Regions from separate parts of the Homo sapiens genome. Here region 1 is linked to region 2. Evidence: chromatin loops called from intact Hi-C (ENCODE). Cell type or tissue: breast epithelium. All regions are shown on one strand. Each heading gives the region's core, and the rest is flanking DNA. Links, peaks and the distances in the headings are about the cores only. Region 1 overlaps SMPD3 (sphingomyelin phosphodiesterase 3). Region 2 has its middle 40 kb from the start of ZFP90.

What was found. Peaks named below come from ENCODE experiments on the same cell type or tissue, not always from the same donor. Only the 100,000 strongest peaks of a DNase experiment are listed, where the experiment ranks them.
Region 1: a loop joins it to region 2, with 18 times the contacts of the local background. A loop is called at or near these places in 35 of 110 quality-filtered maps.

What each region holds. Positions count from the first base shown.
Region 1 is chr16:68,430,184-68,446,028 of GRCh38, reverse strand. All of the region lies in intron 1 of SMPD3 (sphingomyelin phosphodiesterase 3), which reads left to right. Among named protein-coding and RNA genes, the nearest start is that of SMPD3, 10 kb to the left of the region's middle. In breast epithelium, for the core only: no CTCF peak of the experiment used is centred there; a DNase peak (open chromatin) is centred at 10,988; H3K27ac peaks cover 1,251 bases; H3K27me3 peaks cover 139 bases.
Region 2 is chr16:68,491,701-68,507,545 of GRCh38, reverse strand. No RefSeq gene overlaps it. Among named protein-coding and RNA genes, the nearest start is that of ZFP90, 40 kb to the left of the region's middle. In breast epithelium, for the core only: no CTCF peak of the experiment used is centred there; DNase peaks (open chromatin) are centred at 8,371 and 10,705; H3K27ac peaks cover 1,237 bases.

The DNA.
Region 1 (15,845 bases), core at 3,584-11,583, 61 kb after region 2:
GGGCATGGCGCTGACGTTGCTGGTCAGTCACAGGCAGTGTCTCAGAAATACTAGGTGTCTCAGAAATACTGTTTCCTCAGAGAGGAAACAAGGGTAACACAGACATACACTACAAGGTGATACCCCTAGAGGATAAGCATGCCCCTCCCAGACCTGCCCTCCCCAATAAGTGACCCTGATTTCACAGCACTTGCATAGCAAAGGTACTGTGCAGCTTTGAGATAATCTTCACAGAGATCTACTTCCCATAGGATGAGAGACCAGATGATGGCCAGGAGAACAACAGAAAGAGCAAGTACTACACAATGTAGCCACCATCTATCTAGCCCAGGCTGCCTGATCCAGTTCCCACAAGTATCCACTCCCAGTGTCCACAGCGACCTCTGCTGGAAAGAGGTTAAACCAGTCACAATTTGGCAACTAACACTCCCCCATGGTGTAGAGGCTCAGAGTGAGTGTGAGCATTGTCAGGTAAAATCACAAATCTTTCTATTGGGGGGCTCCCTCCTACCTTCAGAGTGTTGAGTTGATGTTCTTGTCTGAAGTTCTTTCAAGCTAGTTCAAGCCATGGAATTGCTGCTGTCTTCACCTCTATGGAAATGTTTAAAGAGGGCTTGAAGGTCTTTGTTCAAGTTTCTGACCAGTGGAAGGTGGGCATCAAACCCATTTATAAGGACAATGCATGGAAAACACTTATCAAGGCCAAAGAGATTTAGGCATCTCCTGTCTCTACCTCTACCTCTACTACTCTTTTCTCCTCTTTCCCTGTTCCACATTTATCCTCTTCTTTCTGTCATTATTAAATTAGTCAATAACATTTTTCAAAGGCAAGCCCTCTTTTCCTCAAAAACAATGTAGCCCAGAAAATGAAGGCTTCTGGAGGCTATTACCAAATGCAAAAAGCTGCAAATACGGCTTTCCAGGCCTAATGACAGAAGTGGGGGAGAGAGATAAGACATGCTCAGTCCTAAATACCCATCTGGTGACATGTGTCTCTTCTCCTGGAGTTACTCTGAAGGAATTTCTTGCAGTCACAAAATCCTAAGAGCTCTGCAGCTCTGCAAAGGAAAGAAGGTATTTTAATACCTGGTATTGTTCTTACTTTGGCATCCATGTGATTTGCATTGAACTATGTGACTCAGTATCATAAAGTAAAAATAGGACTTAATCTCTTCCTTGCCTGTTTGGAAGGTGACTGCATATGGTGTGTTGTATTCTGCATTGGAGAGTGAAAAGCTAAATTGCCTCATAAATTGAACCACCTGCTTATCCTGATTAGAATGGTGCTTAACATCACCTACAGGCAATAACGTTATTTTATGTTTCTTTTAATTTATACCTGTATCTTTGTCTTGTAAAACATTTCCTCATGCTCATACATTATTACTTTCACTTGAAGTTAATCAAGAATGTTTAATCCTTGTACTGAAGCCAAACAAATTAAATATCAGCAGATTCAGGAAGATGTGGGTGGTGTTTCTGTTCTTTTTGGGCTCAAAAAAAATTCTTGGAGTTCATAGAAAAGAAGGAAAAGGCCCTAAGATTTGGTAAATCTTGTGAGCAGTTCTGAGAGGCTCCTTAGAAATTTCCAGAAGGGCTGGTCATGTTGAAGAATCTGAACACGCATGCAAGTGGCAGCATGCATGCTGGAAATGAGACTGCAGCCCTGGTATTCCTAAATCACTGCACTAATGCAGCTTTTCTCGGAAAATTTCCCAAGACCCTCCTGCTCCCTGGGGCAGCCAGCTGGATCACTGTGGAGGAGAGCTGTCCAAGGTTCTGGAGTGCTGGCCTCACCCACCTGGTGGGAAGGGAGGACTTCTGGGTGTGGACCAGAAGCAAGAGCTGAGGGCCATGGCCTCCAAGAGGATTTCCCCAAAGCTGATTACAGAATGGAATAGGAGGAAACAGAGCTGTGGTGGATATTACTGCATTACTTCGAACAAACTCATCAGCAATCCCTGTTTAAAGAATTATGAGCTAATAAGAGGAAACATTTTCTGACTCAGGCTCTTCACATGTAAGAATGTATTTAATCCTCACAGTCCTGTGAGGTAGGTGGTGGCATAATTCCCACTTTCAAGGTGAGGAAACCAAGCTTTGAGGGCTTTCCCAAGGTTACACAGAAGGGGAAGAATTTAGGTTCCATCCTGGATCTCAAACTCTGGAAGTTCCTCCTTACCACTGTTTTTTCCCTATTGCTATTACAGAAATAAAACTGAACTATTGGATTATTCTATGTAAGTTTATAATCAAATGCCAGAGGAATAGGATTGCGGACCCACTAGGATTTAGACACAAATCAGTCTTTCCAAGTTCAGCAAGGATAGTGCCACCTACTTTATATCTTATCCAGCTTTGTTAACTGAACTTGGTTACCAAAGAATGGGGAAAGGGTAGTATAATGACCTTCATGACCAGTAGCCCAGGGGTTTCTTTCCACTGTGGAAAATTTTCACAGGAAGCCAAGCGTAGATGGCAACAAAGTGTTGTCATTGTTTTTCGTTTTTAAGAAAGGAAGGAAAAAAAACATGAGGAAGCTGTTATTTGACAAAGAGTACACATACAGCCAAAGAAATAGAGCTTATCTTTATTTCCTAGCAGCCTATTCCAAAGCTGAAGACACTCAGATATTGTTAAGAGATTCCTTCCACCTATTTGCACTCTCAGATTTTCATAGCAAAGCCTCTAACACCTAAATAAAATTTTCACTGTGTGGGCCTCAGCCAATCTCAGGAAAGCATCACATTCCTGTCCTTATGCCACCCAACCAAAGCTCTACCTCCATATGTGGCTGCAAGACTCCAGAAGGTGGGCAGGTTTGGGGTTTGGTGAATTTCAGACCACAAGTCTTGTCCTCCTAAAGTGGCAGTTCCAACTGCTCCAATCTTGCAACACACACAGGGGCCGGTTTCTGAGAACTCCCCATTCGATTTGGATGTCTAAAGAGGGTAGAAAGGAATGAACTTATGTTTTTTCTCCTCTCCCTGGGCCTCAGTCTGTACAACACTCAGATAAGGGGTTAGACTTTTAAGAAAAATTCTTCATATCAAGCTGAGTCTCCATTCCATTTTGAGTGATTCCTTCCCCTTCCAAGCTGGGGCTTCGCAGAGCTCTGATGAAAGGAGCAAAGGCTGCTACTGCTTTTCCCGAGGGCGCTTGGAAGCCAAGGACCCGGCACCCCATCTGGGTCTGCTCTGACTCATATGACTGCAGACAGATTTGATTGTTTTCTTATTTAGAGTCATTAATTAACTCTCCTCAGCATCAGAACAGCGTGTAATAAGAAGGAGGCCATTTGTGGGGGTCTCTAGGCAGCCACACCTAGGGCTGAGTACCACCTCCTTTGCACACAGGATCAGGAAATGGTTTCTAATCCTGGCTATAACCCTTTAGAAAGCTTAGATTGTTAAGATTTTAGGCCAATATGAGAAAGTGCAATTAATTGCTAAGGCTGTTGTGATCATTCTGGCAAGAACTGGGAGGCCCAGGAGTCCCTCAAAGGAGGACTGGATTTCCATTCATTCAACAGACATTTCTTGTGCCTACAAAAATGTGTCAGCCACAGCGCTGGGCACGGGGAACACAACCACAATGTGGGATAAGTCCTTTCTTATAGAAATCTTGAACGGAACAAGGAAACAGACACAGAAACCCTGAAATAATGTGTGCTGTAAGCAGAAAGAGCTTTAGAAATGGAAAGGATATTAATAATCATAAACCATCATGTCTTTTTAACATGAGGAAAGACAGCGAGGGAAGTTGAGGGCTGCTCTGGCCACAGCCCTGGTTAGTGGTTCTAAGATGGGGCTTAGAACCCAGATTTTTTAATGCCTAAAGCATGTTCTTTCCACTGTCCTAAACTGTTGCTCTGTTCATTTAATTACCCAAAGGATACATTTCCGTTAACATAGGCTTCTTTGATCCAATACCAATGCAAAACCCAAATTTTAAGTTGAAATAGCCCAGGCACGGTTGCTCATGCCTATAATCCCAACACTTTGGGAGGCTGAGGCAGGAGGCTTGCTTGAGGCCAAGAGTTCAAGACTAGCCTGGGTAACATAGTGAGACCCCGTCTCTATAAAAAATAAAAACATTAGCTAGGCATGGTGGTGAATGCCTGTAGTCCCAACTACTTGGGAGGCTGAGATGGGAGGATTGCTCGAGCCCAAGAGTTCAAGGCTGCAATGAGCTATGATTGTACCACCACACCCTAGCCTGGGCAACAGAGCAAGATTCTAAAATTTTTTTTAATTTAAAAAATTTTTAAAATAAAGTTGAAATAGAAACAAATAATAGAAAAAAATAGGAAAAGTAGAATGTCTGTCTATATATCTGTTGTCTAATATGGGGCCATAAGCACTTGAAATATGTCTAGTGGCAATTAAGATGTGCTATAAGTATAAAACATACACTAGCTTTTGAAAAATTAGTATAAAAAATGTAAAATGTTGCATTAGTAATGGTAATATTGATTACAGGTTAAAATAATATTTTAGATATATTAAGTAAAATATATTTAAATTAATTTCACTTGTTTCTTTTTACTTTTATAATGTGGCCACTAGAAAATTTATATTGTATATGTGGCTTGCATTTATAACTCACATTATATTTCTACTGGGCAGTGTTGTTCTAGACTGTTTCCATTTAGGAGGATATTTTCTTTATAAACTGAGGCATTTAGCAAAGTAGGTCTGTAATCAATTAGCCTGGGATTTGAATCCTGGCTCTGCTATTTGGGCTGCATAAACTTGAGCAAGTTGTGCCTTAGTTTCCTCACCTGCAGAATGAGGTGATAATAAAGCCTACCTCCTAGGTTTTGAGCTAAATCACTTAGAACAGTGACTGACAGGTCCAGAGTGAGTGTTCACTTAATATTAACTATTGTTATTACTATTGGAGGAAGCTTATGAAGTGTTACAAGATAAGGGCAACAGGAAGGAGAGCAAGCAGACAATTTTCAGATAAATCAAGCAAAAGATTTATTACTAGTTAAAACATGATTGAAAACACTTGCTAAGTATGCGGCCCCTATTTTCTGGCAGATAATGATGTCGAGGAAAGATTTCAATCCATTTACATAAGCATACAATGAATAAACAAATTAGCTAACTGCATTGTGCACAGGTCTTGACTTCAGCTAATGAGTTGAGGAAGAGGATGATTGTACCAGATGACTCAAGAGCTCTAAGTCTCTTGGACTCCCAGATTCCTCAGGGGAATCAGGGGAATGACAACCTTGTGCTCTGGGAGAAAAATTCTGGACAGGAATCAGACATACCCAAGGTCAAAGCTACTCTGCCACTTATTGGCCTTTGACAAGACACTGAGTCTCAGTTTTCTGTTCTGTAAAATGGAGATAGTACCAACTCTGTTGCAGGTTGTAGTGAGGATTAAATTAGATAATACAAATAAAACATCAGGTACATAGTAGGCACTCAACAAATGACAGCTGTGACTAAATGGGATTTCAGGTATTCTTTAATAGAGAACTTTTTGTTATTTAATATAGAATTTGCAGTTCAGGCCAAGCGCAGTGGCTCACGCCTATAATCCCAGCACTTTGAGAGGTCGAGGCGAGTGGATTTATTTAGTCCAGGAGTTCAAGACCAGCCTGGGCAACATGGTGAAACCCCATCTCTACTAAAAATACAAAATATTTGCCAGGCATGGTGGTGTGCACCTGTAGTCCCAGCTACTCAGGAGGAGGCTGAGGTGGGAGGATCACCTGAGCATGGGAGGTAGAGGCTGCAGTGAGCCAACATTGCACCACTGTACTCCAGCTTGGGCTACTGGAATGAGACCGTCTCAAAAAAACAATGAAAAAAAGAAAGAGAATTTGCTGTTCAGAATCTTCAGTGCCTTTTCTACAACTCTACTGCGTCATTCCCCATCCTTATTCAGTGCCTGAGGAGATTGAAAGGACAGTTTCACCTGATTAAGTGTGTCTACACCAAAACGTAGGATATCAGTAACTTTGGGCACACTCTACACAATCTTTCATGTTCTTCTCTGTCCAATTAACACACATGAGGCTCTTTCCTGGGATAATGAGGCAAGTAGCAAAATGGGCATTGTTCTCCATCATGTTTACCCTGAAGTTCTGACCTCGGTGTTTACAGCACTTTACAAGTAGCTTTGCTTTTAAAAAGAGAGAACGTAAATCTGGAAACCAGAGCCCAGAGCCATTTCTCCTGACTCCTAGGGCAGGCCATGGGTCCATTCACTGCATAGCTCTGAGGGAACACATATTGTTGCTGTTCTCAACCATCACCTTTTTTTCCAAAAGTTTGCCTTCTGGAGGAAGACAGCCAAAGAAATATGTATTAAGCTCAGTGAAGGCTTATGTTAACAGAGCACGTTGAACTGTAAAGAAAATACTCAGATTAGTCCTACAGGAAAAGTGAGGATCACTTCAAATGTTTTAGCAGGAGAGCAACACAGATTTCCTGACTCAAAGCATAGCGGGTGAATTGAGGTGGAAGGAGGCTCACCTCTGGTTCTGTTGGGAGGCCCCTGACTTTCAGGTACCAAGTACCAGTGCTAAGTTATTTGGGGATAGTCTGGTGTTAATATGCACATTTTCCTACTCATTCTTTCTTTTGTTAATTCAACAAATGCCAAATGATGGATAGCTAGAGTGGGGTGTTTTGAGAACCCTTCCCCAGGAGGAGACCAGGGTCTGGCTGGGGAGAGGAGAGATGCTCATATGCAGAGTGAACCAAGGAACGGGGGCTGGAGTAACCACAGGAGTCCTGATTAAGGCAAGTTGGCTATGGCAGTGGAAAAGCTATGGATGCCAACCAAACTTGAGTCTGAATCACATTTTTACCATCAAATGTGTGGCCTTGGGCAAGTGCTTTAACCTTTCCAGACTTCATCTTTCTCCTCTGGGGCAATAAAACTAACTTTTCCCGCCATGGCAATTACATGGCAACATATATGAAAATGCTTAGAGACAATACTAACCCTCGTTCAAGTGTTTACAGTGGGTCAGGCATTGTGCTCAGCAATACATATGTGTAAAAGAATACCATTATTATCCTTACTTTACGGCTGAGGAAAGCAATGCTCAGGGACTTTAAGTAACTTGCTTAAGGTCACGCAGACAGTAAGAGGACCAGGACCCCAACCCAGGCAATCTGACTGCAGAGCCTGTTCTTAACCACTGAGATCACTGCTTCTCTGGTTCAAGATCAGCAAGAACCCAGTAACTATTATTTTGAAGGAGGGAGGGTGATTTGTGGGTCAACTTGTGGAGAAGTCTTATGCTTGGTCTTCAAGCATGGGTACAATATGGATAATCTCTGAGGGGTGAGTGGGATGGGGAAGGAAGGCAAGGGAAAGTTGTGATCAAATGAACAGGGGTAGGAATGACAATGGTATGTTTGGGAGCACTGAAATGGAGAAGAGTTTCCATATGAAATAGATGTTTGGAAAGAAGAGTTGAGAAAGCCTTGAATGTCAGACTAACAAGTGTTAGAGAACCAAAAAAGCTCATAGGCAAAGAAAGGGATATGAAATCTGAGGCCATCAGTTTGAGGCATCTCACTGAATCTGGGTAATTTGTTGCAGTGTTGAGTGTGCTCACCAAGTGTCTCAAAGCCAGAGCTTCTGGAGGGTATTGCCAGGTAGCACCACAGTTGAGCATTCCTACCAGTACTATTTGGTTTTCAAATAAATTACATTATTTCTCTCATTTGGTCTTCACAAAAGCCCTGGGCAGGAGAAGGGTAGCAGGTCTGCCACAAGGATTCCTGCCTGTGTCAAGTCGCAGGCAGTAATGGCTGCCATGAAGCACAGATGCCAAGAACAGCTGCAGTGCCCAAACCCAAGCACAAAGCTTAGGAGAGGCTTTCTCTGTGAGGGAGGAGGCAGAAGATTTGCTCCCTGTGCACTGGGAGGCAGGCAATAGTATCCTTTGGTTCATGATTCCCAGTGACACTCCTGAGCAGCTGCCTCCCAGGGTGGCTGCTGGGAGGGCCTGAGTTGGGGTCATTGCAAATTCCACATCCCTTTTTGGTTGCAGCACCCATCAGTCACCTGCTCCTGTGCAAACAGCTTGTTTTACAAAAGGAGATTTTTTTGGACCTGCCATCTTGAATTCATTCTGCTTATTTCTCTGTAGGCTGCAGGGGCTGAAAACCAAACCCCATCCTCCTTAGGCTGGTTAGAAGGAAAATGTCTTTTCTAATGGCTGCAGTTGCACTCTGCGCCAGATTTCTCTCCATGGCTACGCTTCTAATGACAATGGAAAACAAAGGCAGGAAAGGAGAGGGGCACAGATGCAGCACTTCTTCCAAGAGGCACCTGCAGTTCTGTGGAGGATGCAAGGCAGTGAGGAGGTAACTTTCACAGCTATGAGAGAGTCTCTTGATGAGTAAAGAGTTTTGATGTGCAAGATAATAGAGGATGAAAGAGATCACTGTGTTTTCTTTGAAAAGTCATGCTAGGATTCCAGATGCTCTCCACAGTTCTGGAAGGATGAGTGCAAGGGTGGGCAAGGCCACAACAATTTTGACAAGTTGTCCAGGGATAAGACCTTAGTGATTATAAACATATAACTAATGAGAAATGACAAACACTTGGAAATGAAATGTTAAGGGCTCATCTGGCCATTGACCCCAGTAACAATGTGTGTCAGCACATGCTGAACTCGACAGGGTTGAATGGTGACTTCTGGAAAACAAAATCAAGTTGAGAAATCAGAATGATAACAATAAAGGCACGGATGTTTGGAATGGCTGTGCATCAGAAAGTAGGGCTGTTTGGTTACATCAGAGCAACTTCATCAGCCAGGACCAAGTATTCACGCCCTGCTCACACAACTGGCTCCTACTCTGTGTTGAACCCTGTGCCAGACACTGGAGAGATGGAAGTGAATGAGATACAGTCCCTGTCCTCAGGGAGGTAGTCAATTCTAAAACAGAACAAGAGATGCAGTGTAGAAAATGTGCAAATGCACATGGCCACTTCATGACATTCCCTTCTGGGTGCTTCCTCACGCCTCTGGAATTAATGTAGCCCAACAGGTGAGGCAAGTCGGGATCTTATAAATACTGCCAACCTTATCTCACACCAGGTCTAAGCAGACCTGGTATGTGGAACCTGGGGTAGCAGAGTAGAGGCAAAGGCTGGTGTATTTCAGAAGCTCGTATACAGTCGGTGAGGATGATTTGCCTTTGTATTCCTTATTTGAAAGACAAGCTCTTGAGACCCTTTGCCTGCAATTAGAGCATGCTGCCACAAGGGGCACCATGAATTAGTGTGGTCCAAGCAGCCATGTGTCCGTCCCACAGGCATGGTATGCTGAGCAAAGTACAGTTTTTCCACTGTTAACCTTCAGAAGAATATAATTTTAAATTAATTTATTATAATGGGATTGCACATTTAATAAGGCCAAGCCATAGTGACCTATATGTAGTGAGTGGAGCGTTGTGAATTCATCAACATTCATTTAACAAAATCCATTGTGTGCCTACTACTATGTGCAAAGAAAAGCACAAAGACCCTGCTTGGTACTCAAGTCCTAGAAGGAAGACAGAGATAGATAATTACAGTGCAGTGAGATAAGATAAGTGGTAATATGGAAGGAGGAGCAGAGAGCACTGGAAGCATAATCCTACCAGGGGGAGGAGTGAATAATTCTACCAGGGGGAACACACACCACACACACACATGCACGCTCTTGTGTGTTGGGTCCAGACAGTAGCACCTGGGTCACAGGGTTTATATCAACACACATAGAAGGGGAAAAGCCAATGTATTGGAATACTTTTAGATGCTGTAAGGAATTCAGATTGTTCTATTGCATGAACTTGGATATATCACCTATGTCTCTGGACCTCAGTTTCCTAATCTGGTGCTCTGAGGGTTTGGCAGTGGCTATCTTGACTATGTGGGTGGAGCAGCATGGAGGTTAGAGTAATGACTTTGATCTCCAGTGACCAAGCCTGAGATTGTCCTTGCCCTGAGACCTCCTCGGCACTTGTTTTTTGGGACCCTGGTGATGCTACCACTTGATTCCAGCTGAAATGTTCCAAGGGATCGCAGAGGATTAGCTAAGATTCTGGTTCCAGAGGAACTTGGTGTTTGTGGGGTGCAGACTTTGGTGTAGAGTGGAAATGGTCTAGATCTCCTGAGGTGCCACTGGCTTCACCACCCTCCCCAGTAGCCAGGCTGGCCCTGCCATAGCACTGACCAGTGCACACACTGCCTGCCTCCTTCTCACCAGTGGTCTTCTGACCTGTGGCCTGTCCCTGAGGCCACTGTTGGGAAAGCTTTGTCCGAGTCAGGCAGAGGATCACTGACAGCAGGCCAGTCCCACTCCTGCCCCTCAGGCCCCCCAGAAGATGAGGCCCTTCTTGGCCTGTGTCTCCCTCTGGAGAACTTGGGCCCTGGCAGGATGTCCCTCCCACCCCAGCCAGCCCCCACCGTGCCTTTCCCAGGCCCCAGCCCTTCCTGTCTGTGGCCCTCGGCAGAACTGGCACCTCTGTGTTAGGGGATACGGGGGAGCAACCAACTTGAATAAATGAAAAAAAAAATGCCAGAGTGTTTAATTTTAAACAAACCACTTAAAGCTGCTAATTGCCCTGTAGAGAGTTTTAATATGCAATATATTAGAGCAATACCTGGTTAAGAGAGTAGACAAATGGAGGCACTGAAAAAGCCCTCACTGAAATTCCATTTACAAGTCTTTAAAAGGATTTTTTAAAACAGTTTGTATGCCCAGGAAGTTTCCCAGCTGAGACCAATAGGCCCTGACCCACCTTTCTAGGCAAAGGCCAGCTCAGGTCCCTTTCCCCCAACCTACCCTCACTCTGGTCCCTCAGCCCTAGAACCCTCTCTCTGCAAAGAGTTCATCCCTGCCAGCAGGGACCAGATCTGCTGGGCTGTCTTTCTCAAACAAGGGCCAGTGGAGCCAAAAGGAAGGGCTTCCAAACACAGGTAGTAGTGATGACACTTTCTGCCACGCCTCCCACCCACCATTGCCAAACACACACACCCTGTGGCCTGGACAATCCCTTCATCTTGCAGGAAGCACTGGGGCACCTCCTAGGAGTGGCCTGCCACTCTCCTGCTCCAGGCATGCAGGACTCCCTTCCTGGAGCTAGCAAACAAAGAAAAACCAACATAGGGCCTTTAAAACCACTCTGCAGAGGATGTCGCCTCCACCAAAGGAGATGAGAAGGGCAAGCTGAGATAAGCAGAGCTGCTTAGAAACCGAACACAGAGTCAAATTAAAACATTCATTGGAGGCAATAGAACGCGGATCAGTGGAGTGAGAAACAAGATGTCTCCCTTCCAAATCACTGCAAAAGAGAAAAGAAATCATCAGCTATGGCTCAAAAGTCAGAAAAGAAAGGAAATGCAAAAAACATAAAACAAGATGACAGGGGGCCACCTGGAATGGTTATGACGATAAATGTAAGCATTTAACATTCCCTTGTAAGAAGACAAAGGTTCTAGATTAAATTCATACAGAAGACTCACCTAAAATTAAATGGCTCCAGGGTAGGCAAAGCTATCCCAGGTAAATGCAAACAAAAGAAAAAGCGTGAGTGGCTATATCAGACAAAGCACAATTTAAGGCAATAAGCAGTGTCAAGCAGGATAAAAAGGGTAATTTTATATTCATAGGAGCAATTGTGAAAGCATAACTGTTCTGAACATTTGTACACTCAGTACTTTAGCATCGAAATACATGAGGCAAAATTTGTTACCGTTAGAAATACAAGAAGCTGGCCAAATGACAGTTGTGGGCATAAATTTACATTCTTCTCTCAGTACCTGACCTCAAATAACCAAAACATATATAACAACGGAAAGGAGTAATATAATGAAAATTTAATTAAAAGGTGGGTACTGAACTTTGTACCAGTCTGAATGATGTTTGCCATGTTTTAAAAGCCATAAATTCATGCCTGCAACATGTGTTAAATTTAGTACACATTTATGTATACAATATAATTATAATAGCAGTTTTCAAAATCCTAAACCACTGAAAAGCCACTGAAAGAAAATAGACCAAAATGTTAACATATGGTATGTTTAGAAAGGTTGAAATTTAGGCATTTTTAATTTTTCTTTTTTTCACTTTTTCTTCCCGTGTTCTTTAATGATCAAATAATATTCCATGACCTAAAAAAAAAAAATGAACTAGAAAAAAAAGAGTAAGACTCATTCTCATAGATAGGGTTTAGAATTTCCAAGATTTGAGAACATATATTCATGGGGTTTGGGTAAAAATTAACAAGCAAGGGCAGCAGATAGGAATCCCAGCAGACCCCACACAGCCTGGGCTTCTTCGCTCGTCCAGGTCCTCCTAGCTCATTGCCTACTTGAAATCCTCTGCCCCAGGGCACTGCATTCTCCTAACTCAGCTCCCACTCCTCCTATCTCATCCTTTCCACCCTTCCATACTCCACTGGCAGCTCCAACGTGGTTGTCCCAAGACATAGCCTGGTCTCCTTGCATACCCCATCTGCCATGCCCTGGTGACCTCGCCCACTCTTGTACAGGGATGTAGCTCCCCCTTATGTGCTATGGACTCCTGAATTCATCTCTAGCCCCAAACTCAACACAGAATATCAAAGGTGTACATCAGCCTGCTGACTGGACATCACTCCATATATGTGGGGAAGGAATGACAGATGCAGGTAGATGTGCCTGCAGTCAGACCCTCTGAACACATGAGGGTCGGGCAAATGGATTGAGTGTGAGGCAGGGATGCCACAGAGGCTGGTGATGAGAGCATTTAAATATCCACAGTCAGATGCAGTAGAAGGTTCTTACGAAAGAATCAGAATAAATCATCACCTTGGGTATGGCCTACTCTATGCCATCCAAAAATAAAACCAATGGCTCTCTCTGACTTACATGATTATGAACTGTGTTTATTTCAGTAATCCAGAAAAACAACAGCCGGGCATGGTGGCTCATGCCTGTAATCCCAGCACTTTAGGAGGCCAAGGCAGGAGAGTCATTTGAGCCCAGGAGTTCAAGACCAACCTGGGCAACATAGTGAGACCTCATCTCCACCAGAACCAAAAACATTAGCTGGGCATGCTGGCACACACCTGTAGTCCCAGCTGCTCTGGAGGCTGAGGTGAGAGGATCACTTGAGCCTGGGAGGTTGAGATGTAGTGAGCCATAATCGCACCACTGCACTCCAGCCTGGCTGACCCTGTCTCGGAAAAAGAGAAAAAAGAAAAGAAAAGAAAAACAAAGTCAAATTTTTAAAACCAGACGCAGGCTGCCCTGGCACTTGGAATGCTCACTCTGGACCCCTCAAATTTTCTTCTGCCCACCTCATACATTTAGCTGCCAGACAGACTCTGCACCCCCACTGAGATTTGCTGGTCAGTGGTTTCTGGTCTGGTCTCCTTACTTCTCAGGGCAGAGCAGAAAGTCTGTAAATTTCCTGAAGTTTTTAATCTACCAGTAAAACAAGTAAGGATGAGATGAGGTTCTTAGCCCACTGATGTGGTATGTTAATTTAAAGGCTTTTATAACTACAAGGTACTGTCTCTTTTGAAAAGGACAAAAATAAACTTAAGTACTTTTTATAAACATATATTCTTATCAATTTCAGCTCTAAGTACATACTTTCATTGGAAAGTAAATTACTTTAAGAGAGCTTTCTAAAATTATTACATATAATTTCTCTTATATAAGAATCCTAGGTCTGGATTGCTATCCAGTTACCATTTTATTTTAAAAGGCAAATGTGCATGAGACCACTCTGGAAAGAGTGGCTTTGGAGAAGGAAGAAGTGAGTCCTCTAACAAGTCACGTAACTTTTGTAATTTGCAATCTCCTCTTTTCAAAAGTGAAGAAAATAATACCTACCATAAAGGATTATTGTAAAGAAAATTCTGTTACTTTTTTTTCTTTTCTTTTTTTTTTTTGCGAGACAGAGTCTTGCTGTGCCACCCAGGCTGGAGTGCAGTGGCACAATCTCAGCTCAGTGCACCTCTGCCTTCCTGGTTCAAGTGATTCTCGTGCCTCAGCCTCCCGAGTAGTTGGGATTACAGGCCCGCACCACCACACCCAGCTAATTTTTGGTTTTGGGTTTTTTTGTTTTGTTTTGTTTTGTTTTTTTCAGACAGAGTCTTGCTCTGTTGCCCAGGCTGGAGTGCAGTGGTAGGATCTCAGCTCACTGCAACCTCCACCTGCCGGGTTCAAGTCATTCTCCTGCCCCAGCCTCCCAAGTAGCTGGGATTACAGATGCCCACCACTATGCCTGGCTAATATTTGTATTTTTAGTAGAGACAAGTTTTCATCTTGTTGACCAGGCTGGTCTTGAACTCCTGACCTCAAGTGATCCGCCTGCCTTGGCCTCCCAAAGTGTTGGGATTACAGGCGTGAGCCATGACACCCGGCCGAAATCCTGTTTCGTAAGTAAAGTGTCTAGTACAGTCTTGCAGTACAAGCTCAGTAAACATAGCAGTTATTAGTATTCTCATGTCAAACAGTGGTTTTCAGGCTCCCCACTCCTGCCCCATGCACATTATAAATGGGAGTCCATGTGGGAAAAACTCCCAGGTCTGATACAATCGCCAGCAAGACAGCTTTAACTCCACATCCCTTCTCCTCTCACTCAAGAAACATCAGAAGGCACTGATTCTGACTGCAACTGAAGCTAATACAGAAAAAGTCCCTAGACTCTTTACTTTTATTTTTAAGTAAATTAGTCCCGAACCTTATTGTCTTATCATTAGTAACAAATTAAAGGGCATGCACTAATGTCTACAAGGCAAGTTCCAATTATCTGAGAGGCTGTTTTCTCAGAACCAAGCATGTCATCACTTCCCTGGGAGTCGGCAGCCCCCTTTATTATGTGAGACTTGGTGGCCTGGCTCCTTGCCAGTTACAATCTCAAGTAACTGAAAATCTAAGGCCACATTTTCTTACTCCCTCAATCCCTGTCCTCCCACTGGTATGGTGCCCTGCCTTTAGCTAACAGTTCCTAAATGTTTCATGAAGAAATATATCTGAATTCTGTCCCCACTCCCTGCACAGGGACTGGCAAATATGCATTATGGGCCAAAATCAGGTCAGATGACCTGGCTTCCAGCAACAATGTGCACAGAAGACAAATGATTCAATAGGGCATGTCTATCCACTTGACACGACATTCTGCAGCCACTGGAAATGATGCTCTCGAAGACTCAAAGGCCACATGGAGATGGATCTAACATTAATTGAATAAATAGACCATAAAGAGAGTGTCCCGGTTCAGCCATCACACGCATGGATCCAGGCAGAAGAGGAAGGCCAAACAGTATTTCTTGCTGTGAGAGGGGCGTGATTCTGCATGATGTGTTTCCAAATTCTCTTCCATGTTTTTTGGCTTTTATAATGAACAGTGGGGTGATGGGGCAGGGGGAGGGAGAAGGCCCCAAGACTAGAAATTAGCCCAGTGCTTCTTCATAGGCATGTAGCCAAACTCAGCATGCTGAACTCAGAATGAAGGGTAAGGAGCCAGACCAGGGGAAAGGATGGGTCAGCTAGAGTCCATTTAGGAATGAAATGTGGACTTGACCCAAAATAGCTGTCATGCTCAGCCTCGGAGTCTAAATTAATCCTCCTCTTAGTTTATTGACATCTATGAAATTGATTCTCACCACAGAATCACAACCCATGGCCCTAGCATTGTAGTCGATAAAGCATGACTGGGGAGGAGGTAGGAAGCATCTGCACCCAGTATTCACAGAGGGGCACCGTGGTGGGCTTTTCTAAGGCCTGTGTGTTATCCTATGCATTATTAAGGAGAAAGAGAAACTTTGGTGGAGGGAGGGGGCATAGAGGGAAGAGGGGAGTATGTTAGTGGCTGGGGG
Region 2 (15,845 bases), core at 4,547-12,546:
CTCTCTCTCTCAAGAGTCCTGCTCTGTGGTACAGGCTGGAGTGCAGTGGTACAATCATTGCTCACGGTAGCCTCGAACTCCTGGGCTCAAGCAGTCCTCCCACCTCAGCCTCCCGAGTAGCTGGGACCACAGACGCATGCCACCGCACTTGGTTATTATTTTTTAAAATTTCAATAGGTTTTGGGGGAACAGGTAGTGTTTGGTTACAAGGATATGTTCTTTAGCGGTGATTTCTGAGATTTTGATGCACCCATCACCCAAGCAGTCTACACTGTACCCAATGTGTAGTCTTTTATCCCTCACGCCTCTCCCATTTTTTTTTCGGACTAATTAAAAAAAAATTTTTTTTTTCGTAGAGACGAGATCTTACTTTGTTGCCTAGGCTGGTCTTGAACTCCTGGCCTCAAGCAATCCTCCCACCTCAGCCTCCCAAAGTGCTGGGATTACAGGGGGAAGAAAGGCTCAATCATTCCCAGCAAATTCTGTAATGGACCCATGAATAAAGTCCTACATTGAAGAGTCCCTGCGGAAGTGTCTCATGGAGTCCCAGATGCTCCCCACAAAAGGATGCTGTGGTCAAAGCAGCGCTGCCTCTGTCTGCCTTTGGAGAGGCACCATGCATTCTGCTATTCATACATTTTCTCCTTGCCTGGCATCTCTCCTGCTGCTCCCTCTGTTCCACGCATATTTCCAGAAGAATATCAAGAAAACTATTTTTCCTGCATAATTACCCGCCTCCTCTCCACCCACCTCCACACATCTTTTCGGCTTTGACGTGGCAGCTGCTCTGATTTCTTTAAGTGGACTGCATTCTGCATTTACCAGGCAGGTGGAATTCTATGAAGGGAGCCTCCAGCCGAGGCTGGGAGTGAGGGCCCTGGGCATGATCATCCCTCCCTGCACCAGACCTGCGGCTCCCCTGTCTGCATTGAGGTCCTCCTTCCCACAGTCCCTGGGGCACAAAGCTATTGGTTCCTGAATGAGTGTCACCAACCAACTGCCTGGTCCTCCTTCTCCCAAGCCCAGGCTGCCTCAGTCCTGACTCTGTGACCTGAAAGGAAATTCCTCTTTAGTGAGATCAGCTAGCATCTTCTCAGTTGTAGCTTTCAGAACAGTAGACCCAAACTAGCACAAACTAAAGAGAATGGGCTGTCCCATGGAACCAAACAGTCTTGAAGCCCCAGCTGAGGTTCAGGCGGGGCACTGTCGCTGCTGCTCTGGAATTCTTTCCACCTGCCTGCCTTGGGCTATGGGCTTCATCTCCAGGCCAGCCATGCCCAACACAGCAAAGGGTTCAAAGATGTGCCAAACCCTGGTTCACGCTCTGACTGCCTGGAAGAGCCAGCAGTTCCTTCTCCAGGTGGCTTCTACAAATTATCAAGAAAGCATCTTCCCTTGCTGGGTGTGGTGGCTTACACCTATAATCCCAGCATTTTGAGAGGCTGAGGCCGGTGTATCACTTAAGGTCAGGAGTTTGAGACCAGCCTGACCAACATGGCAAAACCCCATCTCTACTAAACATACACAAATTAGCTGGACTTGGTGGCAGGCACCTATAATCCCAGCTGCTTGGGAGGCTGAGGCAGGAGAATTGCTTGGACCTGGGAGGCAGAGGTTGCAGTGAGCCGAGATCATGCCAGTGCACTCCAGCCTGGGCAACAGAGTAAGACTCTGTTTCTAAATAAATAAATAAGAAAGCATCTTCCCAGGTGCCCATCAAAAGTCCTGTGGGTCTTATTGGTCCCAATTGGGTCTGGTGCCCATCCCTTAGCCAACCACTGTGGCCAGGTGGCTGGGACATGCTGATGAATGTCAGTCTATCAAGGCCTGTCCCTGAAGCTGGGAGAGGGTGAGAAGTCCCTGAGCTGTATGGGGGAAGAAAGGACACCCAAATCAAATGTGGAATACTGGACCAACGGAAGTGGGAATGGACAGCAGAAGATCTTGGAAGTGAATGTTCACTTCTCTGTGTAACTTGCAATTGAGTCCCCTCACCTTCTGCCTCTGAGAAGCAAAGACCAACCTCTTTCTTTGTGCACCTCAAGAGGCAGTTTTCTAAGCAGGGTCCTTGCCTGTCTCGTGGACTTGCTGTATCCCCAGCACCAAGGACACCGACTGGCCAATGAGGTGCTCCACCAGGATGAGCGGATGGAAGGAACCCAAGAGAGGAAGAAATAGGCATGCTTGCCTGCAGGTGGCTTTGGGGCTCTGGATAGATAGAGACAGCCCTGGGATCCATGGAACCGTCTGGATGAAGGGCCCAGGACCCAGAGTGACACATGTCTTCTTCCACAGGCCTCACTCTAAGGTGGCCGGGAAGAGAGCTGTTACCAACAGAAGTGTGGATGCCTGTCACTTAAGTGTTTCACTGCACGGGTCTGCGGGAATCATTCAGTAAGATTCTAGAAGCATTCATGGGACATCTATTCATGCCAGGCCCGGGCATGGGCACTGCAGAGCCCACAACAAGTGGACAAAGCACAGCTAGTCTCTGCCCTGCAAGGGCACACCTGGCAAAATCAGGTCCCCACAAAGCCAGGACAAAAACCATGGGAACCCTGTCATCAGAGGTGGGGAGAGCCACCCCACGGCCCCCTCGGCACCTCTGCCAGCCTTTCTCTCAGCAGCCAGAATGAGCCGCCAGGTGCCCTCATATAGCTGTGAGGTGTGCCAGACACTATTCTTTTATACACCTATGATTTGTGACAAGTCGACTCCAACTTGCATAATAGGACACTAAAAGGCTTAGAGGGAATTTTTCCCAAATTGGAGACTCAGAGATGCCCAGATAATCTCTCCTTGGTTGCCGCTAAGTCTTATATCAGTCATGGTGTTCCGTTTCTTTGGTATGTCTGTGATAATATGTAAATTATGAGCTTCCCATTACACCAAGGCTTGGAGGGAAGAGCCTTTCCTGAATTTTCCTTTTGAGGAAGTTGGTGACTTGGAGACAATGTTCTTCTCCCTTGAGGACTCTTCTTAGTAAGTGGAGTAAATTTTTTCTTCACTAAAAAAATCTATTTCTCCAAATTTTTGAAAATTGGTTTAATATTCTGCTTTAACCTCTGTGCCCAATTCCAGAGACACCAACTCCCATCAGGACCAGGCTGTGTTTAGCACCCCATGCAAGCGAACGCCCCAGCAGTGTCTGGGACATTCTGGGGGCCTCACCTGAGTGTCAGACACATCTGCCATTTCTCCAGCCACGAAGCAGCCTCCGCTGCCTGTGACCCTGAGGTGTTGCTCAGGTCAGCATGGTCAGCCTCTCTAGCCACCACCCCTGAGGCCCCTTTCTGGCTTCCAGAAAGGATTCTCTCTGCTTGGGGCCGAGAGATTAGTCCTGACAGGGCTTGTTGGCAGATGTCAGGGCTTTTCAAAATCAGAGCCCCAGAAATGGCTTGCCTTTGGCCACTGTCGTGATCGCCCCTGAGTTGTTGCCACCAACCCCTCCCAGCCAATAGCAGCCAACCCTATTATCTAGTCCCCTGCTCCTTCGGCCTCAACGTGGGCAACTGGGTCCCTACACTGGAACCACCCAGGCAACCCCTCATAGGGTAGCCCAATGGTCTTGCTTTGCCTGGGTCTCAGGGGTTTCCTGGGATGCGAGACTTTTAATGCTAAAACTTTCAATGGGGTAGTTGATTACACATCTCAGAATCCAGAGTTCTCTCAAGCATCTGCAGAGAGAAAAGAAGTCTCTTCCGTTACCAGTATCCTCCTTCTGTTCCCAAGAGTAATCACTTCTAAGACAGTTATCTAAGGAAATTATTTGTTTCTGGGGCAACTGCCCCTCGATCATCAAATAATCTGAGAGGAGTCCACGTCCCGGCATCTGGGGAACCCCACTCTGGGCATCACCCCTCATCAGAGCCAATGTGAAACAGTCCCTGTTAACAGAGCCTACTGCTGGCAGCTCAAGAGGCTGTGAAGTGCCTGGGAAAGACAGGGTGAGGCAGAGCTATTACTGAGCATCTTCTCTATGTCCAGTGCTGTTCTAGAGCCTGCAGGCAAGAGGAGGCTGGTAACCTATGACTCATGCCCTCAGGACTTACAAACCCCAATTCTTGGGAGGAAGCCCTAGTTATTTCCTACTGGGATACCCGGCTTGACTTGAAATCTGAATGTTGGGGTGGATCTTGCAAAGAAAGTTAAAACCTAAATTCCACCTGCCCCTTGAGAAGAAGCAACCTTTGCCCCTCTTCAAGGGAAAGGCTTTCCTGTGAACAACCTCCATTTCTCCACGGAACACTCATTTCCAGAGCCAACTCCTAACCTTATGAAAACACAAGGACATTAATGAATGTCAGTCTATCAAGGCCTGTCCCTGCAGCTGGGGAAGAATGTCTTTGCTTTGCCCCTTACTCCTTGGTTAAAGTTGCCTACAAGCCAAATAAATCCCAGCTCTAGGTCATCAAGCTGGACCCATCAAGGTATAAATGAAGTTTCCAATTCAAGCTTCTCCCTGGGCAGGCTGTGTTGCTAACACACGAGTCGGCTCTGCTTGTTGACACGTTCAGCAGGAAAATGCATGCATCGTGCCACCTACATTCTCGCCCTGTCCCCCAGGCTGGAGTGCCATGGTGCGATCTCGGCTCCCTGCAACCTCCGCCTCCAGGGTTCAAGCGATTCTCATGCCTCAGCCTCCTGAGTAGCTGGGACTACAGGCACGCACCACCACGCCCGGCTAATTTCTTGTATTTTTAGTAGAGATAGGGTTTTGCTGTGTTGGCCAGGCTGGTCTCGGACACATGGCCTCAAGTGATCCACCCACCTCAACCTCCCAAAGCGCTGGAATTACAGGCATGAGCCATGCCACTCAGCCAGAAAACCAAGGTTTAAAGATGTTTGTGATTTGTTTATGTTCTTGTAGCCAGAAAATAGTAGAAGCAGATTTGGGGGACCCAGGAAATTCAACTCCAGAGGCCACCAGCATAACCACCAACTTATAATAGGGACCCCTCCTAAAAGATAAGGAATCTTGCAACATTTGATGAGTGAACAATGTATTTGGGAAAACTTTTTTTTTCTGGGAAGAGAGTCTAAGGCACTCATCAGATTTCGAGAAGGCACCAGGACCCCATACAAGTTGAGGAGAAAGTCTGGGGGTGATGGACCATGCTGGGCTCACCTCCCTTTTACTCTGAAGATAGAAAAGGGCTCAACTGTGACATCGGGACTTGGGTGCAACCCCAGGAACACACGTGGAGGGTGGGGGCTGTGTGGACTAGAACGCACCCTGAGGAGTTGTGAAATCATCTTCCCTGGAAGTGTTTGTGAAGGGGAGGGTCCCCGACTCGGCTGCCAGGACTCAAGTTTGACCTACACAAAGCTCTGGGAATGTGAACCCTTGAGGACCCCAACTTAGGGAGGGAGGAAACAGCTTGAGCTTTACCAGCCCAGCAAGGCCACTTGCTCCCATGCCTGCCTGCCTGATACAGGCCATATACCCGATATTCACTGGGTGCCTGCAGTTTGAAGCACTATGCTAAGTGCTGCATGTGAAAGAGCATCTTCATTTCTCACAATAGCCCCAGGGGATAAATACTATTATCATCCCCATTTTGCAGGATGAACTGAGCCTTCAAGATGCTAATGGGCTTGCTGAGGTCACCCAGCTGGTAAGAGCTGGCCCTGGGATTTGAACCCCGGCCATTGGCCAACAGATCCCCTCTATCCAGTGCTCGGCTGCTTGCTCCTTCAACCACGTTGGTCTCCATGGCCTGGTTGACTACTCTTGCTCCTTCTTTCGGGCACCAAGGGGCACCAAGCATGTTTACCCTGCCTGTGGAGTCCCTCTGGGGATGCTACAGCCATCAGCATGATGACAGAGATCATCATTCCTACAGTAAGAATGGAAAGTGAGAGGAGAGAGAAAGAAGGAGGCCTCCTCACTCCCTACCTTTGTGGCTGTCTCCAGGATGAACCTGGCAAGACAAGGCTAAGGAGACCACAACGACCCAGCCTCCCAAGTAGCTGGGATTACAGGTGCGTGCCACCACACCTGGCTAGTTTTTGTAATTTTTTTTAGTAGAGACATGGTTTCAACTTGTTGGCCAGGCTGTTCTCAAACTCCAGACCTCAGGTGATCTGCCCACCTTAGCTTCTGAAAGTGCTGGGATTACAGGCATGAGCCACCACGCCTGGCTCAGAAGTTGCACATCTGCTGTGGAGAAGGCCAGAATGTCAGATCCCAGCTCCAGTGTCAAGAAAGCCCTTCTCAGACTCTTGCTTGTCTTTCTACCTCTCCCCAACTCTAGTTCATCCCTGAAGAGATGGACAGCACTGCAGCTGTCACATGGAGGATGAGTTGCAGCAGGACGTGTCCCCATGCAGGACGTGATTCTAAATAGATTCTAATGGTAGCCCCCATTTCAGATACCATTGCTTTTCTCATCTTGGCCTGGTCATTCCAGGCTCTTCTGCCTCCCAGACCAGTGGTTACTGCTGAACAGAAATAGAGGGAGGGGCAGCTGTTCCCTGGACCCCAAGAGGCATGAGGATGGGGTCTTGGGCCCAAAGGACAGGCCAGACTGGGCCTCAGCCTCTCCCACTCCTGCTGCTCAACTGTTCTTTGTCATTGCCATGGGGACTCTGCATCCCAGCCCACCAGGAAGCTGAGCCAGCCCATTTTTCTCATTTTATTTTATTCTTTATTCATTTTGAGATGAGTCTTTCTCTGTCATTCATGCTGGAGTGCAGTGGCGTGACCATAGCTCACTGCAGCCTCCAACTCCTGGGTTCAAGCGATCCTCCCACCTCAACCTCAACCTCCTGAGTAGCTGGGACTGCAGGTGCGCACCACTACACCTGGCTAATTTTTTTTTTCTTTTTCCGAGTTGGAGTCTTGCTCTGTCGCCTAGGCTGGAGTGCAGTTGTGTGATCTCAGCTCACTGCAACCTCTGCCTCCCAGGTTCAAGCAATTTTCCTGCCTCAACCTCCTGAGTAGCTGGGATTACAGGCTCGCACCACCACGCCCGGTTAATTTTTGTATTTCTAGTTGAGACGAGGTTTCACCATGTTGGTCAGGCTGGCCTCGAACTCCTGAGCTCCTGATCCGCCTGCCTTGGCCTCCCAAAGTGCTGGGATTACAAGCGTGAGCCGCCGTGCCGGGCCTTGTTATTGTTTTTTTGTTTTTTCTTCTGGTAGAGACGGGATTTTGCCATGTTACCCAGGCTGGCCTCAAACTCCTAGGCTCCAGTGATCCACACACCTCGGTCTCCCAAAGTCCTGGGATTACAGACATGAGTGACCCCATCCAGCCCCATTATTCTCACTTTAAAGACAAGGCTGGTGAGGTCTGGAGAGGTAGGACCAGCTCAAGGGCACCCAGAGAGCCAATGGCAAAGCCAGGATTCAGGCTTCAGTCTGTTCCTGTAGCAGTGGGTGCCCTGCCCCATGAGACCCTCATAACATGTCCAGGAAAAGCTGTTTCTGTTTCTGATGCCCTGGGACACCCTAGACATGCCATCGAGGCAGAGAACACAAAGCCCGCTATTCCCCTCAGTAGTTTTTCCTAACCACAACACCCATGATTTTCCCTTTCATTTGTTTTCCCACTGATCAACATGAAGAGAACATAAAGAAAACATAATAAGAGGCTTCCTGAATTAGAGATGGACCATAATGGCAGAGAAGTTGAACTATAGATAGAAGAATGCTGGCCTTCTCCAAGCTGCCCCTGGGATGGTCTGCTCAGGCAGGGCCTGCACCCTCTCATTAAGCAGCCTCACAGCCCTCTCTTGGGTCCTGGGAGGCAGTTGGGTGGGGTTGTGGGGTTTGGGTGAGGTTGTTAGCAGGGCTGGGTGGGGGCACTTGCCAGGCACGTCGCATAAAGTCTTGGGGAGGGAGTTTCAGCATCCTTCTATTGTGGACAACATTTCCTCTGTTGGGGCAGGGGGCAGGGGGCTGGGGGCAGGACTGGGGTCGGGTGGTGGACAGGGATCACCTGGGCTTTGGCAAAATGCCTGGCTGCCCTCTTAGGACAGATTTTTAGACATGGATGATGGATGTTCTGGGAGATTCAGAGGCAGGCAGTTCAGCACCATCGTCAGCTGACCTTCCTTGGCTACTTACTGTACGCCAGCCCGACGCTAAGCACTTTCCATCCTGGTCCCATTAAATCCTCTTAATAACAATGTACAGTAGTATTAGGATTGTCCTTATTGTACAGATGGCACACAGAGGTTAAGCAACTTGCCCAGGGTCACACAGCAGGCAAGACTCAGAGAGAGATTGAACCTAGAACCTGTCTCTTGTGCCTGTTGGTGTAACCACAACACTACATTGCTTACCCCAGAGGGCTGGGGAAGAGACCTATGAAGGGAAGTCTCTGGCAGGGAGCCAGCAGGCTCTGGGCTCAGCCCCATCTGGTTTGACAGGCCCCGGATATGGGAAGAAATAAATAATGGCTGGCTATGTTTGAGGAAGAGAGGAAGCCAGTAGGGGAAGAGGGAGGGAGGGACAGCTGACGTGGAGGACGATGTTCACGATCTTCAGAGCCTCCTGGCAGAAGTGACGAGTTACATCCATTAAGATTCAGCATACCTAGGGGAAACGGGGACAGCTGGGACTAGTCCCCAGAAACAGGATCCGACATGGGGGAGGCTGCACCATGTCTTAGCAGCAGTGCACACAACTGGTACCCATCAAAGGGGGTTGGTTAGAAAAGCCAACATAGCAGAAGCTGGCCGAGGGGCACAGGCTCCAGGATCAGCAGGGGTTGGGGAGTATGGATCCCCTGAGTTGAGGACACCCAGAGCCACACATCCTTTGGGTTGCAGATCCTCAAGTTCACGGGCCTCGAGGGTTCCTAAATTGAAGGATCCCCAGGGTTATCGGCCCTAGAGCTGAGAGCACCCAGGGCCACAGATGTTGGCTTCTGGCCCATGTCTCCTTCTAGCTTCTACTCCCCTGGCCAGAGAGCCACCCCAGTGGTTACAAATGGGTTTGTGGCCAGTATCTGAGGGCAGCGAGGCTCTGTTAGAGTGGGGAGGGTTCCACATGGAATCCAGACACTCTTGCCATCAACAGGGGCCCCTGAGGATGGCGTGAGATGCTCCTGGGTGGGTGGCTTACAGGATGATGTGGTCTTGTCAGAGGCATTTGAACCAGAGCAACTCCATCTTGAGTAGGGGCTGGGTAAAATAAGCCTGAGGCCTAGTGGGCTGCATTCCCAGATGGTTAAGGCATTCTGAGTCACAGGATGCAGCACAAGATACAGGCCATAAAGACCTTGCTAAAACAGGCTGCAGTAAAGAAGTCGGCCAAAACCCACCAAAACCAAGATGGCGACGAGAGTGACCTCTGGTCGTCTTCGCTGCTACACTCCCACCAGCGCTATGACAATTTACAACTGCCATGGCAATGTCAGGAAGTTATCCTGTATGGTCTAAAAAGGGGACACATGAATAATCCACCCCTTGTTTAGCATATCATCAAGAAATAACCATATAAATGGGCAACCAGCAGCCCTCAGGGCTGCTCTGTCTATGGAGTAGCCATTCTTTCATTACTTGACTTTCTTTTCTTTTCTTTTTTGGATGAAGTGCAGTGGTGCCATCTCGGCTCACTGCAACCTCGGCCTCCCGGGTTCAAGTGATTCTGGTGTCCCAGCCCCTGAGGAGCTGGGATTACAGGCATGTGCCACCACGCCTGGCTAATTTTTGTATTTTTAGTAGAAAGTTTCTCCATATTGGCCAGGCTGGTCTCGAACTCCTGACCTCAAGTGATCCACCCGCCTCGGCTTCCCAAAGTGTTGGGATTATAGGCATGAGCCACCACACCTGGCCATTACTTGCTTTCTTAAAAACTTGCTTTCACTTTACTGTATGGACTCGCCCTGAATTCTTTCTTGTGCGAGATCCAAGAACCATCTCTTGGGGTCTGGATCGGGACCCCTTTCCAGGGTCTGAGATGGAGTCTGAGGCTCCATCTCTGGGAGGGGTGTCAGAACAAAGGAGAGGGGCTGTGCCCTGTGGCCTGGGGAGAGCGGGATACTTCTGTAGGGGGTGCTGGAGAGGGGTGGTTCTTGACCAGAGCAGAAAGGAGGCAGCAGGCAGGAAAGACTGGAGCTAAGGCAAGATGGAATGGCTCCCTGCCCCAGGCTGCCCTGGGCTAAGGGGCAGTGCCAGTCCTCCCTGCAGGGCTCCAGAGAGCCTGGTGGTGCTTAGTCCAAGGAGGCACATCTAATATAGGAAGGACCGGCCATCTGGGAAGGTGACAGGCATCCTCACTGGGAGTCCTTCTTTAGGTCTGGAGGCACAATCACCAAGACTGCTGCAGGGGGTCTGCCCTGTTGCCTCTCCAGATCCCCAAAGTGGAGGTCTTCTACTCGCTGTCCACTAAGAGTCCGGCCACCCCTGCCACTCAGGGTGGCTGCCCTGGAGCTCCCGACCCTAGGAGTGGCCTGGAAAGCAAGACAAGGGCCACAAGAGCCAGTGGCAGTCTGGCCTGGACTCCGTGGGACCAGCCCCTCCAGGGAGCTAAGTGAGTGATAAGAAGGCTAGCATCTTTCTCCTGCGTAATGCACTGGTGTTAATAAGGCCAGCGTTGTACACATTCACAGAACCTTTGATTTCACAATCACCAAGGGCCTTGCAAGTATTAATTAAGCCTCAAAACCCCTGGAGCCTGGAGCAGATTCTCATTAACCTCATTTGGCAGAGGCTATGACTCTGCTTCCCTGCCAGAGCCCCGTGGATGTAGCATGGCTCCAGCCCTGGGAGCCCGGCTGGCAGAGTTCCCACCCTACGTTATGGGATGGCGGAGGTCAGGAAGGCTTTGGGGCTCCTAATAACTCTGTGACGCTCATGACAGAGCCCAGTTCAGACCAGACAGATCACAGGCTTCTATTAGAGTAGCCGACACAGAAAGGATCCCCACTCCCTTTGGGCTTTATTGAGATCTAAGTTATATACCGCACTCTGCACCTATTGAGTGAGTTCCATCCAGTGGCTTTTAGTGTATTCACAGAGCTGTGCATCCATCACCACGATCAATTTTAGAACATTTCATTAACCCAGAAAGAAACCCTACATCCCTTGGCCATTTTCCTGGCATCCTCCCCAGCCCTAGGCAGCCACGGATCTACTTTCTGTCTCTAGAGATTTGCCTATTTTGGTTTGTTTTTATTTATTTTTGTTGTGGTAAAATATCCATAACATATAACTTTCCACTTTAACCATTTGCAAGTGTCCAATTCAGAGGCATTAAGTACATTCACCTTATTGTTCAACCGTCATGACCATTCATCTCCAGAGCTTTTTCATCTCTCCCAGCTGAAACTCTGTGGCATTAAACATCAACTCCCCATTCCCCCCGCCCCTGGCAACCATCATGCTACTTTCTGTCTTTATGAATTTGACTACACTAGGACCTCATATTAGTGGAATCATATAGTATTTGCTCTTTTGTGTCTGGCTTATTTCACTTGGCATAATGTTCTTTTTTTTTGTTTGTTTTTTTGAGACAGAGTTTTGCTCTTTTTGCCCAGGCTGGAGTGCAATGGCATGATCTCAGCTCACTGCAACCTCTGCCCCTCAGGTTCAAGCAATTCTCCTGCCTCAGCCTCCTGAGTAGCTGGGACTGCAGGCATGCACCACCATGCCCAGCTATTTTTTTTTTTTTTTTTTAGACGGAGTCTTGCTCTGTCACCCAGCCTGGAATGCAGTGGCGCAATCTTGGCTCACTGCAAGCTCTGCCTTCCAGGTTCACACCATTCTCCTGCCTCAGCCTCCCGAGTAGGTGGGACTACAGGTGCCCACCACCACTCCTGGCTAATTTTTTTTTGTATTTTTTAGTAGAGACAGGGTTTCACCATGTTAGCCAGGATGGTCTTGATCTCCTGATCTTGTGATCCGCCCACCCCGGCCTCCCAAAGTGCTAAGATTACAGGCATGAGCCACCATGCTCTGCCTAATTTTTGTATTTTTAGTAGAGATGGGGTTTCACCATGTTGGCCATGCTGGTCTCGAACTCCTGACCACAGGTGATCCACCCACTCGGCCTCCCAAAGTGCTGGGATTACAGGCGTGAGCCACCATGCCCAGCCTTTTTTTGTTTTGCTTCGTTTGCTTTGTTTTTTGAGACAGAGTTTCACTCTTGCTGCCCAGGCTGGAGTGCAATGGCATGATCTTGGCTCACTGCAACCTCCGCCTCCCAGGTTCAATCAATTCTCCTGCCTCAGCCTCCCAAGTAGCTGGGATTACACACTTGGCATAGTGTTCTTAAGGTTCATTTTGGCCTGTTTTTAAGATATGAAATACTTCAAGCAAAATTACAGAAAACAATATACAATACACCCCCATAATTTAACTCAGACATCTTAGACTTAACAAGTGTTAACATTTTGCCATAATATTTGCTTTTTGGTTTTTTTGTTTTTGTTTGTTTTGTTTTGTTTTGTTTTGCTAATGTCCTCCCCAGAGCTAACCAAGTTCTAAAGTTAGCATTTATCTTTGTTTTCTTTTTTTAAAAAATTTTTTCTTAGATACCCTATTAACTGAGAAGTTAGTATGTATGTTTCTTGTTCCTGTTTTTTTGTTTTACAACCTAAGTTTATATTCATAATCCCATACAGTACTATTTTGTGTTTTTAAAACATCTACAAATGGTGTCATATATATTCATCTTGTCACTTGTTCTCTTGACATTGTATTTTGAGATGTGCCCATCTTGACACACATAGCTCTGGTCTATTTGTTTTTCCTGCATTACATGATTTGACTATGTGTGATCAATAATTATATGTCCTATGTAACATGGGATTACACATCCTATGTAACATGGAATTATACATCCTATGTAACATGGAATTTATCCTGGGATTTCTCACTTCTGAATTCTCACCAGGAAAACCATGGTGGTATGGTTTGGCTGTGTCCCTACCCAAATCTCATCTTGAATTGTAGTTCTCACAATCCCATGTGTCATGGGAGAGACCCAGTGGGAGGTAATTAAATCATGGGGGCAGGTTTTTCCTGTGCTGTTCTTATGATAGTGAACAAGTCTCATGAGATCTTATGGTTTTATAAAGGGCAGTTCCCCTGCACACGGTCTCTTGCATGCTGCCATGTAAAACGTGCCTTTGCTCCTCCTTCGCCTTTCACCATGATTGTGAGGCCTCACCAGCCATGTGGAACTGTGAATCCATTAAACCTCTTTTTCTTTATAAATTACCCAGTCTCAGGTATTTCCTCATAGCAGTATGTCTTTATTAACAGTATGAGAACGGACTAATACACAAGGCGACTCCTGTCTCACCTGGGCAGACACAGACACCTCCTGAGCAGAGAAAGAGCCACCTAGCAAGAAGTTGAACACATAAGTGAGCCCAGGACTTTGACTCCTCCACCACCACCCAGCTCTGTGATCAGAGCTGTGAGGGGCACATCTGGTATAGGGACAGTGCCTCATGGTTTTCATTTCAATTTCCCCTAATGCTGTTGAATGGCTGTGTTTTAGCACCAGTTAATCCTGTGGCAAGCGGTCCAGATACAAATGCCCATCCCCTGGGATGCTGGGAGCTCCCAGGCCACCATGAGACCTCTGTGAGGGCAGGCTGCAGGCCCAGGGCTGTCCCAGGACCCCCACTGTGCTCAGCATGAGTGGTGCCCACCACCCCTCCACGCTCAGTCCCTCACCTGTGATGGGCCAGCTGCTGGGTGACACCAGGTTCAGGCAGTACCAGGTGCTGAGAATTCCTCTGACCATCCATAGTGGCCCCTCTTGGGGCACAGATCCACTTGTAGTACCAGGAGTGGGCCTTCTTCTATAGTAAGCAATTGGGTGGAGCTGCCCATGCCAAAGGCCCATGCCAAAGGTGCTGTGCTGCCTCGCATGAGCTCTACTCCAAATCTGTCAGAGGAGGGGTGCTGCCCCATTGAATGGCTGGGGCTTCACAAAAAGGGGGAGTGTCTGCCTCTGCACCCAATGTGGCCTCCCCAGTGACTCATTATCAGGTCCTGTAACCCTGTCCCACCTCCCAGCTCGTGCTGGCAAGAGCCCCAAGGGAGGCTGCAGGTAGTTGGGCCCCAGGCTTCACCCCACCATCCAGAGAGGGCCACACTCAGGTTTCTCACCCTTCCCCCACTGTCCTGTGTCTGACATTGACCACAGCCCTGAGCGGTACCCCAGTGAGGCCCCAGCTTCACCCAGGTTTGATGCTGGAAGTGCTTGGTGGCCATCAAGAAGGCCAGGGGCAGTGGCTCATTCAATCTGCTCCTTTCCCTGACACACTGGAACCCCAGGACACCCTCCCTCCGCTGTGGGCCAGCGGAGGCCTGGGGGCTGAGGGTCCATCTGTCTGGCCACTTTCCATGGCTCTGTAGGGGCATGCAGCCCTCCATACAGGGCCCAGGTAGCACCTGGAGGACACAGAGGAAAGCCCAGAGGATCTTTGAGGGAGTGACTGAGCCTCAGGGAAGGGCCACACCACCCCCGGGCCGTGCACCCCCCATCTGCAACTCCCAGGTGGTGCCAGGGGGTCTGGGGGAGTGTTTGCTGCACAAATACACACAAAGATCACAGCCTCCCTCCTCAGGGCACACCCCACCCAGTTCCCCCCACATCCTCTGCCCCTGAGGCAGGTGGCAGCCATCCCGGGGGACCTCCCAGCAGGGCTGCAGGAGGTATGAGGGGCACCCCACTGGCTCCACCTGGGTTGCTGGCAGGACTCTGTACTCCAGGTTCAGGGATCCCCAGCCTGACCCTCTGGCCTGTGGCCAAACACCTCCTCGCTGAGCCTCCACCCCAGATTCCTCAGGCTGCCCCCCCATTCAGTGCCTGGCTCCAGTCTTCACTGTCAAAGCCCCAGGGGAGTGCCCTGGACTGAGAATAGCAGCTGCACCCACAGCTCCCCACCCTGTGCCAGGCACAGCCCAGCTCCTCACAAACCTTATCTCCTGGCACTGGGGCACAGCCAAGGCCTCTGCCTCCACTCTGGCCTTGGACTCCCCACCTTTGTTATCTGAGCCTGGACTCCTGCACCTGCACAGTTCCCCCCACCCCAACCCTGTGGCTGCTACTGCTGTGGGAGCCTGGCTAACATGAAGGCCTTGTCCATCCACCAGGCCTGACCGGGCAGGCTCTCTTCTTTCAGGAATTTTATGGGCAAGGGGAGGAGGGCCCCACTGGTGGTGCCACAGGGCAAGGAACAGGCCAAGGCGGTGGCAGTGACCAGGGCAGCGACCACTGGGTGTACCCTGCAGTGTGGCCTAGAAGGCTGAAGCGTTGCGGTCCCTGGGAGCCCTCGGAGCCCATGCGGACAAGCTTGACCACTTCTAGCCAGGGCCTCGGTGGCTGTTCCTCCCCTCGGGATCTCCATTTCATATATCAAATAAAGGTTTCGGTGGACGTGTCTAAGTGCCCTCCCAGCTTTTGGAAACACTGAGACTGAAACCCCGGGTGGTTCAAAAGACTCATGAGTGGCTCACAGGCCAGGAGCCAATGGCCAAATAATCACATTCCTCACAATCAAATGAAATTCTCCCAGCTGGCCTGTTGTAGATCTCGGGTCGAGATTCATGCACTGTAAACACTTGGTATCAACTGGCTGACGAGTTGCAGCCTGCACCGGAGAAGCAAGAGGGAATGGCTTCCATCTATCTTCCCAAAGCCAACTCAGAGGGTCTGTGCCGTGTCTCAACCCTGGCAGGCCCAGATTGAAGGCACGAGAACACGGATTTGCAGTCCCTTGTGATCAGGGTCCAGAATCAGCTCAGCAAGGTGGAGTGAGTCTCATGGGCCCCCAGCAATTGGCACAGGGGCTTGGGACCCAGGCCTCCAGGCTTCCCCGCACATTCCCGGCGCTGCCCCCTCCACACCACAGAGACCCGCGACCCCTGCCC